Linked DNA regions of Homo sapiens: region 1 is linked to region 2. The links are chromatin contacts, found by Hi-C in ENCODE. All regions are on one chromosome and are shown on one strand. The core of a region is the stretch at or near the end of the contact, and the rest is flanking DNA. Distances in the headings are between cores, read along the strand shown.

Evidence for each region. A loop is a pair of places that touch in the nucleus more often than their neighbours do. Pooled maps may share reads with other maps.
Region 1: a map of naive thymus-derived CD4-positive, alpha-beta T cell shows a loop between it and region 2 (14-fold over the local background). The contact joins two enhancer-like sites. A Hi-C loop is called at or near these places in 2 of 168 maps with a recorded cell type or tissue (CD8-positive, alpha-beta T cell and naive thymus-derived CD4-positive, alpha-beta T cell) and 2 of 50 pooled maps.

What each region holds. Positions count from the first base shown.
Region 1 is chr3:121,429,691-121,434,561 of GRCh38, reverse strand. It overlaps POLQ (DNA polymerase theta), which reads left to right. Exons shown (of 30, transcript NM_199420.4): 29 at 1,529-1,644; 30 at 2,145-3,131. The coding sequence ends at 2,258. Among named protein-coding and RNA genes, the nearest start is that of POLQ, 110 kb to the left of the region's middle. RefSeq lists an enhancer at 2,254-2,303. Within about 2 kb of position 2,246, at least 3 of the 41 ENCODE cell types and tissues checked have a DNase peak (open chromatin) inside an H3K27ac peak, as active enhancers do; they include CD8-positive, alpha-beta T cell, where a contact is called at or near this core.
Region 2 is chr3:119,216,488-119,221,525 of GRCh38, reverse strand. It overlaps B4GALT4 (beta-1,4-galactosyltransferase 4), which reads left to right. Exons shown (of 8, transcript NM_003778.4): 6 at 2,754-2,876. Among named protein-coding and RNA genes, the nearest start is that of B4GALT4-AS1, 7.5 kb to the left of the region's middle. Within about 2 kb of position 2,290, at least 4 of the 41 ENCODE cell types and tissues checked have a DNase peak (open chromatin) inside an H3K27ac peak, as active enhancers do; they include CD8-positive, alpha-beta T cell, where a contact is called at or near this core.

The DNA of each region.
Region 1 (4,871 bases), core at 997-3,496, 2.2 Mb before region 2:
TATATACACACACATACACATTTATATTTAATTGAGAGAGAATATATAATTAAACTCATTTGGGGAGTAATACTGTGCTGTGTGCTTTGGGGATTTAGAAGTAAAAGTTATCAATCTATCTTTAAATTTAAGTTCTATTTAAGAAAGGAGAGGAAGATATGATACCTGACTGAAGTATTTGTATTAATTCCACACAGCAGAGTGATAAATGTCAAAATGAGGATACAGACAGTAATGACTTTAAGAGTCAGTGGAAGGCGATATGGCTCTGTCGCTGAGGATGGCTTCATGATGTCATGCCAGCTTAAAGTAGCACTAGGTCAGTAGGATGAAAGGAAGGTGAGCATGAGGAAGCAGACCATATGGGGAACAAGAGCATCATGGCATTCTAGGTCAGAAGCCAGGTAGCCAAGGGAAATCAAGAGGGCAAAGGCATGGTCATCAGAAAGCAGAAAAGCTAGAGCATCCAGACAGTCAATGGTGTGAGCCAAGTGTGGCTTCATGGGGCAGATCCGATTTCAGCTGAACAGGTGAACAGAGGTACAGCCTTTGCAGTCCTAGTGTGGAAGCAGCTTGCTGCAGCCTCAGGTGATTTTGTTTGCTTACTGTGTGAGAGCCACCTCTGAGCAAACTGGCACTGCAGATAGTGACAGTTGAAGAACTCTCTCCCTGAGGGAAGCACCAGATACTGAGGGAGATGTTACTCATGCTGGACCTGAAAGATAAGTAGGGAATTTGGACAACAGAAAGGAAGATGACTACTGTGAGGTTTAAGCAAACAAGTAAAGGCAGTTCCAGTAAAGGTGTTCATGTTGAGCTTTATCTTTTTGGTCAGAAGGGCATAATCTGTACCACTAGATCCAGCTAATGAGGAAATAGTAACTAAGTCTAGTATATATTTTGGAGTTATGGCTACTGGAAGGTATGGATTATCTCCACAGAAAAACGTACAGACATAGACTCTTACATATAACTGCAAGGGGTTTATGTACTCTCTGAAGTCCACTTTGGGAGCCTAGGTTTTACAATTACTTGTTTGGAGTGTGTACGGTTCAATTGGGGAAGCACCAGTTCTATCACGATGACACTTCTGGCCATAAAAAGACATGAGGGAGTGTCCCCCTTAAGAAACAGTGCCTAACAATATTAGTTTGCTTTCCTGGGGCAGGAATCAGGCCCCATACCTCCCTGGTGCTATTACTCAGATGGTGGTTGGGGGACTCCATGGATAGAGAAAATGTTAGTTATTCATGAGAAATAAGTTGGACTAGAGCTTGGAGCAGAGTTCCTCACACCCCATTTACTGACTTCTTTGGGAGACTCCTTCTTTCTAGGAGGAAGTTTGTGAGTTTATACCGGATACTTAGGGTAGGTAGCGACCAGCAAGTAGTTATTTTCCTGATAGTTCTTATTCTTGTGTGTTTTAATCTTCTCATTAAAATTCCTCAGAGTTACTCAGAATCTCTAAAAACATTCTCCTATGACTTAGCGACATGCTGATCAGTTTTGCTCCTTTTTCATGAAGTAGGATTGTCACGAAAGAGAAAACTGCAAGGGATGTTCTGCCCAATCAGAGGAGGCTTCTTCATCCTTCAACTCCATGATGAACTCCTATATGAAGTGGCAGAAGAAGATGTTGTTCAGGTATTTTTGCAATGCTTGTGTCCATTCCATAGGAAGACAAGACACTGTATTGTCAGGCCGACAGCTTTGTTTCCTGTGCATGAGGATTTTGGAACTCTACCCTAGCCCTGGGATGGCTGTATAAATATTGAGTCCTTACAGGTAGAAAAGGAGCTAAGAGTGTTCCGTTTTGTACTAGTTCTTAATAAGTGAAGAATTGCCAATGCAAGATGTTTTTGTCTTGGAGGAATTAAACAAAAATTTGGAGTCTTTCCCTTAGGGTTTCTAAGCTCCAAGCATTCTAGCAAAAACTTTCAGAAATTCCTGCTCATCAGTGAAGAAGAGTATGAGATGTCTTTTTATTTATTCATTTATTTATTTTATTTTTTATTTTTTCTGATTTAGCATTTTAAGCACCATTGGGTGAAGAGCTCCAGTCTGGTTTATAACTTTCTCAGGGGATGGTTTGGGAAACATTCTTTGACTGGGCAGTTTGTTAACTACATTTTTTTTTTCCTTAGGTAGCTCAGATTGTCAAGAATGAAATGGAAAGTGCTGTAAAACTGTCTGTGAAATTGAAAGTGAAAGTGAAAATAGGCGCCAGCTGGGGAGAGCTAAAGGACTTTGATGTGTAACTGTGCTGTTGATGAAGTCCTCCCAGGGAAGCCTGTGCAGATGCAGTCACCTGGAAAGAACAGAGATTACCCTTTCACCTACCTCAGCAAAACAAACTTTCAAGTCTTGATAGACTTAGCCTAGTAATTTTATAGTGAGAGTTTCAAACTATATATCAGTGTCTATAGCATCAAAAACTTCTGGGGGCGTGGGGGAAGTAGAATACCAAGTATAATAGTTACATTCACTTTCAAAGAGCATCTATGAATTTGCCTTTTGTAACTTACTGTGGCTTTAAACATATTCAGAACAGATGCTTGAAATATGCACTTAGCACTTTGGTTCCACATCTGTCTGGGTAAACCATGAAGAAAATGAAGCTGCTGCCTCAATCGACCCAGACAGCAGCCATAGGCAGATAAAGATTTGGTTTCACCCTGGTGGTGGTAGGCATCGTGTGTGACTTTTTTTCCTCTAATATCAATTTTACAGTACGGAAATAGTATTTTAAAATAGTATTGGCTAATAAATTATGAATTCTATAAAGTAGTAAGACTTGGTATGGTTGGAGTGTAGGAATGAATATTCATGAAATGTTTCTTATTGCTTTTCCTTCCCTAATTCATACAATGAATGTATTTGGAATACTTACATATTATAAAATAAACTATACCTCTTCAAGAGGTATCCTGTTCTGTAAGATCAGATGTTTTTATTGCAGGTCAATATAATACTGCCAGAGACAGAAAATACCCCCTTATCAGTCCCTTAGTGCCTCTTTCTGTTTGTGGCATGGTGAGAAAACCCATGCTGAAAAGATTGTACTTTGTGATCCCAATCAGAGGGATGGAGCTAATCTTTTTGCTGTTGAAATAAAATGAATTTATGAGAAACTTTATATCAACAATTGTTTTGTTAAAAATTATAGTTGGTCTAAGAGTGTCCCTTATTTAGTTACTCCATAGCTTGTTCATAGGAAACACTGATTATATTCTTAATCAGTTACCAGAAGAGCTCTTTTATGTTTATTAATCAGAATAATGAAAAAAGATAGTTGCTTTATAAAATGTAATGCATTATCAGTAGTTGGGTATTAATGCATAAGAGACTTAGACATAGTTTTTTTGGGGTGGCAGGGTGAGAAAGGCAGAGATGGCAGCAGTAAGAGGGAAGAATATCATTATTTCTTTTTCCATATTTACCTGTACTATGTTTCTCAGAAGCTGAAGTGCTGTCAGTATTCTGGTAGGCTTGAAAGATCTGGCACAAGAGAAAGCTCAATCTGTTTACCTGTGAGTGTTCTTCAAACATGAGGGCAAGCAAAAGTCCCTTCTGCCTCATTCTCTGCAGCCATGGCCCAGCATGTGTAGTCACATGCATTTTCTCATTCTGTTTGACCTGTCAGCTGGACCTGAAACAGGCCATCCCCATTTTGCATGATTCAGATGTGCACAAATCCCAGTTACTATGGTTTACTTAATAACATGAGTCTCCCCTGCAACACAATTCAAATTTCAGTTACCAGTGGATATTAACTGTGAGTAACTGCATGAAATTCAAACTTCACTGATAGTTCTTCAAACCACAACCACTGTGTAAATAAGAAATGCACATTGTGTTATGCAGAATAATGCCCCCCACCCCAAAGTTCACATCCTAATTCCTAAAATCTGTGAACTATTATATTACATGGCAAAAGGGACCTTGTTGATGTGATTAAGTTAGAGATCTTGAGGTGGGGGATTATCCTGGATTATCTGAATGGTTCCATTGTAATCACCAGGGTCTTTATAAGAGGGAAGCAGATGGTCAGAGTCAGGGAAGATGTGACAACAGAAACAGAGAAAGATTTGAAGATGCTACACTGCTGGCTTTAAAGTTGGAAGAAGGGGCCATGAGCCAAGGAATGCAGGAACCCTCAAAAAATTGGAAAAGGTAAGGAAATGGATTCTCTCCTAGAACCTTTTGAAGGGATGTAGCCCCGCCAACACCTTGACTCTAGCCCAGTTAAGACCATTTTGGACCTCTGTCCTTTAGAACTGCAAGACAATTATTTGAATTGTTTTGAGCTAGTAAGTTTGTGGAATTGGTAGCAGTAACAGGATATTCATACATGCATCATGATGAGGACCAGTTACATCACTTCTTCCAAAGGCTGTCTGTGATTGGCTACTTCACATCTGTTATTCACTTTACTTGCAGATGGCAAAATGTAGTTGTGTTGATTGCTTGTCTCCCAGTGGTAAATCCACATTATACAAAAATGGATAATCAAAAGTAGAAGTTGGCTAATAAAGATCAAAGTGTACCAGAGAAGTAAAAAATAACACTGGAAGTGAAATTCAAATTGAACATAAATGGAATTACAGAAGAACTACCTGCCTGGGAATGCTGACACTACTGCTGTTTGAGATACAGTAGATAGGCAACCTGAGAAACAGTAAAGGCACAATTTACATAAATGAGGAAAATGGTTGTGACAAAAGGATAAAGATGTCCCAGAGGAAGCGATGCCAACAAAAAACTTCATTAATTTTTAATCTATAACTTTAATTCCATCAAAGTCTCATCAGGATTTTATATTTTTTAGATAGATAGTATCTTAAAACTCACCTGAAGAAAAACCAGTACCT
Region 2 (5,038 bases), core at 1,041-3,540:
TTTGGGCAAAGTCCCTGTGGCAGGCAAGTTCATTTCCAGGCAGCTGAGTGTCTGCCCCGTGCTGGCAACTGTGTGCCCCAGTGCCACAGAGCTTAAGTCAGTACATGCCTCATCACTGTCACACCAGCCCCACAAGTACAAGCGCAAGAAAGGTTTTCACCTTACACACATGCAGAGGGAAGAAGTTAAAGTAAGTTGCCCCAAGTCTCTCAGACTCTGATGAAGCCAGAAACAAATCTTGTTTCTCACTGCCTATGGGATCAGTGATGAAGCTCTGGACCAGCCAGTGGCAAATTTTACTGGCAAGAACTCCTTTGGTACCAGCCTCCTTCCTACAAGGATTCTATTGTTATTTTATGACTACGTTTTCCCCACCCTTGGGCCTTACAGGGCTTTAAAAATAAATAAAAAGGTTCCAGGGCCAGTTAAATATTTATGCTTTTACAGGTAAGAAGAAAAGCCAAAAGCAAAGATCAATAAACACAGAGATAGTTGTCATCTGACAGGCACCTGAGAAACAGTTCCTTTTTTTTTTTTTTTGAGACAGAGTCTCACTCTGTTGCCCAGGCTGGAGTGCAGCGGTGCGATCTTGGCTCACTGGAACTTCCACCTCCCGGGTTCAAGGGATTCTCCTGACTCAGCCTCCTGAGTAGCTGGGACTACAGGCACGTGCCACCACGCCCAGCTAATTTTTTGTATTTTTAGTGGAGACGGGGTTTCGCAGTGTTAGCCAGGGTGGTCTCGATCTCCTGACCTCTTGATCCGTCCGCCTTGGCCTCCCAAAGTGCTGGGATTACAGGCGTGGAGAGACAATTCTTTAACCCTTCTTGCTGACTTGTCTTCTTCTGCCCCTCCCCACTCCAGCTCACCCCTCTCCAGGTGGTCGTCGGGCAGCCTGTGTCTTTCTCCCTCCTGTGCTTTGCCTCACAGAGTTGTGGTCACCAGGAGATCCCCCATTTTTCTGCCTATTTGAATCCTTCCAGGCCCCCTCCTCCTGATGTGGCGACACCTCTCTCCTCAGAACCCTGATAATGTTCACCTCTCTTATTAGGTTATAAACTCTGAGGGCGGGGCTCCCGCATTCCCGTGTTTAGCCAGCCGTCTTGCACATGGCGATATTGGTTTTGATAATCTACCACATCATTCCCTTGTTCTCATGCTGATTGCTTGTTGGTGTCAGCAGGTTATGCCTGCCTTATTACCGCATCCTGATCAGGCAGCTGGTGTTCAGGCAGCTAAGAATCCCTCCCCTCTATAAAATGCATTCTGATAACTATGGTAATGAGACACTGCTAGTAGATGTCTTGGTCAGTGATATTTACCTTCTAAGCACTTTATTTCCTTTTTTTTGTTTTATTATAGGCTGCAAAAATACAATTTCCCAGAATTTTAAGTTAGGGGCATATAAGTAAATCTGCTTCTCTTATGGGTTAAACAGAGTCCCCAGTCTTTTCTCAGAACGTAGAAAGAAACAACTGAACTACAGATTAGCTTTTGGGATGCCACTTGTTTGATGGCCAGTGTCTACATGTTTATTGATCACTCCTTTTGGTTTTTCTTTTTATCTAGAAAATCATAAATATTTTATCGGTCCTGGAACAGTTTGACCTGAAGTTAAAGTTAAAAATTCTCTAGATATTCACATCTTTTTATTTAGTAACATCCAAGTTTTTAAGCTACCTTAACTTGCATTTCTGAATTGTTCAAATGTTATATTTAAGGGATACCTTTATTTCTGAGATTTACAAATTTGTCCACTGATAATAAGAGTCCTATATAACTGGGAGGCTGGGAGGTGCTCTCTAACTTTTACCTCCTGATCTTTCTCCTCTTGCCTCTTTTTCTTTTCGGTATTCCTAGGGTTCCACAGAGCTGAGCCCCTTGGGTCTACCCTTTGTACTCTTCTCACCAACTAGATTGTTGGAGATTTCTCGACCTATGCCTTCAGGTACTACATGATAACAGCTTATTTCCAAAGCCATATCTGTAGTCGTTCCTCTCTTGTGAGCTTGGACCCTGTATCCTTTTGCCTACTGGCAAAGCCCCAGGTGTATCTAAAATTCAGCTTATCTAAAGCATGATTCACTGTCCTTCCTTTCAAAACCTAATTCTTGTTCTGTACAGCCTATTTTCATGAAAAGCACTACCTAGACTCTGTCTGGTTGGCAGGCCAGAAACTTCAGAGGGTGTTGACATGTGTTGGGTTATCCAGGAAACAGACTCTGAGCTGGAGATGCATGTTGAGAAGTGGAGATTTGCATACAGAGTGTGTGCGGGAGCTGTCTCCTGCCTTCAACCCTCCCCTGCAAAAGTGAAAGTGAAAAAAAAGAAAGGTATATTCATCATGACACGCATTCGTGCTGAACCCGGATGCAGCCTCAGAATCCTTCTTAACCCAGTGCCCTTGGCAACTGTTACCATTCCTTGGATTGGCACATGAGATGAAATCTTATCAATATCTGATGGTGTGGTTCACATTGACAGGTATCTCTATAGGCCTCTACACACAAACATCACCATTAACAGCTGGGTGGCACTTTGCTCAGTGAGCAGAGGTGAGCGTTTGTCTAGATAGAGGAAAGAAGACAAGACAGGGAAGGCCAGGAGCATTGGGAGGTGGGTGTCAAGCAGGAGAAGCAGGAGTGGGTGGGTGGAAGTACATGGTCTCCCAGGTGTTCCTAGAACGCCAGCCCTGAAATCAGAGACCTTTGGTGCGAATATTCTTACCATTTCTCTCATCTCTTTTGCTCCAGGTTACGTTACAGTGGATATTTTGGGGGTGTTACTGCCCTAAGCAGAGAGCAGTTTTTCAAGGTGAATGGATTCTCTAACAACTACTGGGGATGGGGAGGCGAAGACGATGACCTCAGACTCAGGTGAACAACAGAGAAAGGTCCCCTTCACGGGGCTCTGCACTCAGTGTGGCTCTGGAGACCTGCATTTATATTTATTCCTTTAGATGCCAGTCCAGCAGGTCACTAGGCTGCAGATTTGGGCTTGAAGGGTGCAGGGGGTGGAGGGAAGGTAGGATGGCCCACATCATTCTGTGCCAGTAGCAGTTTACTTCTGGCCTGGGGGCATTTGGGGTCCAGAAGTGTTGGTGGAGGCCTCATGTACTTGTCGGGAAAGACTTACTGAGACACCAGTGAGTGAGAAACCCCAAACTGCAAGGTGTCTGCTGAACTGCAATTTGGAGACCGGGTTGTTAAGAGCCTCATGCTTTCTGTCAGACCCCTTGGGGACACAGTTCCCAGTGTCCCCCTGCAGGGAGTGCCAGCAGCCTCTGGGGAGCTGCACATGTTGAAGCAGGCAAAGAGGTCCTCTCCTCAAGCGTTAGGCAGCCCTGGCAGCCCTGCACGCTGTGGAGACTGCAGGTGGCCTGACCCCAGGCCTGACTCTGGGCTGTTGACATTACCCTGGGTTCTCTTGGACTGCTTTCTGCTCTGAGGGGCTCAAAGGGAATAAGTCTGGCCTCCACCCACAGCTTCTTCCCCTCAACTTGGATTTGGGGGCCAGATAGTTATAGTTATCCCTGCCTCCCAGAAATAAGTAATTATTCAAGAGCTTAGGCTGGTATCTTTAGACTTGTAATCACAAGGCCATTCTGGGTGTCAGGAGGCCCCCTTCCCTCCTGCTTGTTGCCTCTTGGAAAAGAAATTCTTTTTTTTTTTTTTTTTTTTTTTGAGACAAAGTCTCGCTCTGTCACCCAGGCTGGAGTGCAGTGACGTGATCTCGACTCACCGCAACCTCTGCCTCCCGGGTTTGAGTGATTCTCCAGCCTCAGCCTCCCGAGTAGCTGGGACTACAGGCGTGTGCCGCCGTGTCTGGCTAATTTTTTTGTATTTTTAGTAAAGGCCAGGTTTCACCATATTGGCCAGGCTGATCTCGAACTCCTGACCTCAGGTGATCTGTCTGCCTTGGCCTCCCAAAGTGTTGGGATTACAGGTGTGAGCCACTGTGCCTGGCTGGAAAGGAAATTTCTAACCTGGGGCTCTGAATTATTAGTTACGTGACTGTCAGAAATTTTTTTGTTGCCTCATCATAAAGAACCCAGGGGCTCCATGCTGCTCTTGTTCCCATGTCTAGGCTGAGAGCCTCTGGAATGTTTCTAGCAGGAGGGAGTGGATTCCCCTGACCAGGGGCTCTACAGAAATGGCCGTAGTGATGGGCAACAGCTCTTCACAGCCCAGCCCATCAGCAGCCTATGTGGTCATGGCTTAGGAACTGGACAGAGGGTACGTGCTACATTTCAGGACAAGAGTAGCAAAGGCTAGTGATAAACAATCCCCATTATCTTCCCTAAATGTACTTCACTGGGGTGATTAGTAGAATTTTGCCCTGATCACATATCTTCAGTGTCTTCTTTCCTGCTATGCTTCAGCTTCAAAGTAGAGGGGAGCCTCCAATTTTGCTTTCATTTGAAAAGACCATCATGGCCTTCAGAATGGTTTTTGACTAATGTGGTAGATAAACTAAGATGATTTGAATATGAAAGTTGGTTGAGATTTACTGCTTATTTATTCGCCTGTGCAACAGGCACTACCCTTCTTTGTACTTATATAATACATATAATACATTGCAGAGTACAAGCATGTTCCATGCAGATTATATCATTTGAATATTTGAAATCAACTCCCTATCACCATTGCCATTTTACAGATGAGGGAACTGAGACCTGGAACTGTGAACTGACTTACTGAGGTTGTAAATAACAGAGTCCAGATTTGAACCTAGAATTGTAGCTTTAAAACTTGTGACCATAAATGGCCATTCCTTTCTTTGTTAAAAGAAGGCAACTCTAAGTAAATTGGGGATCCTAACAGACTTGATTCTCCTATTCTTCAGGATGTTTTGAAATAAGTACTTTATCATTTTTTTTTCTTTTTGAAAATGACTAAGTATAAACTAACACATCTCCTTTGTACCCCAGTAATAAATGCTGAATCTCATTCTTTTTTGGGCTTATCGCCTGAAGTTCCACCATTATAAGAAATTGGAAATTTTAGAAGTTTTTCTTTTTTTAATACTCCAATAATCA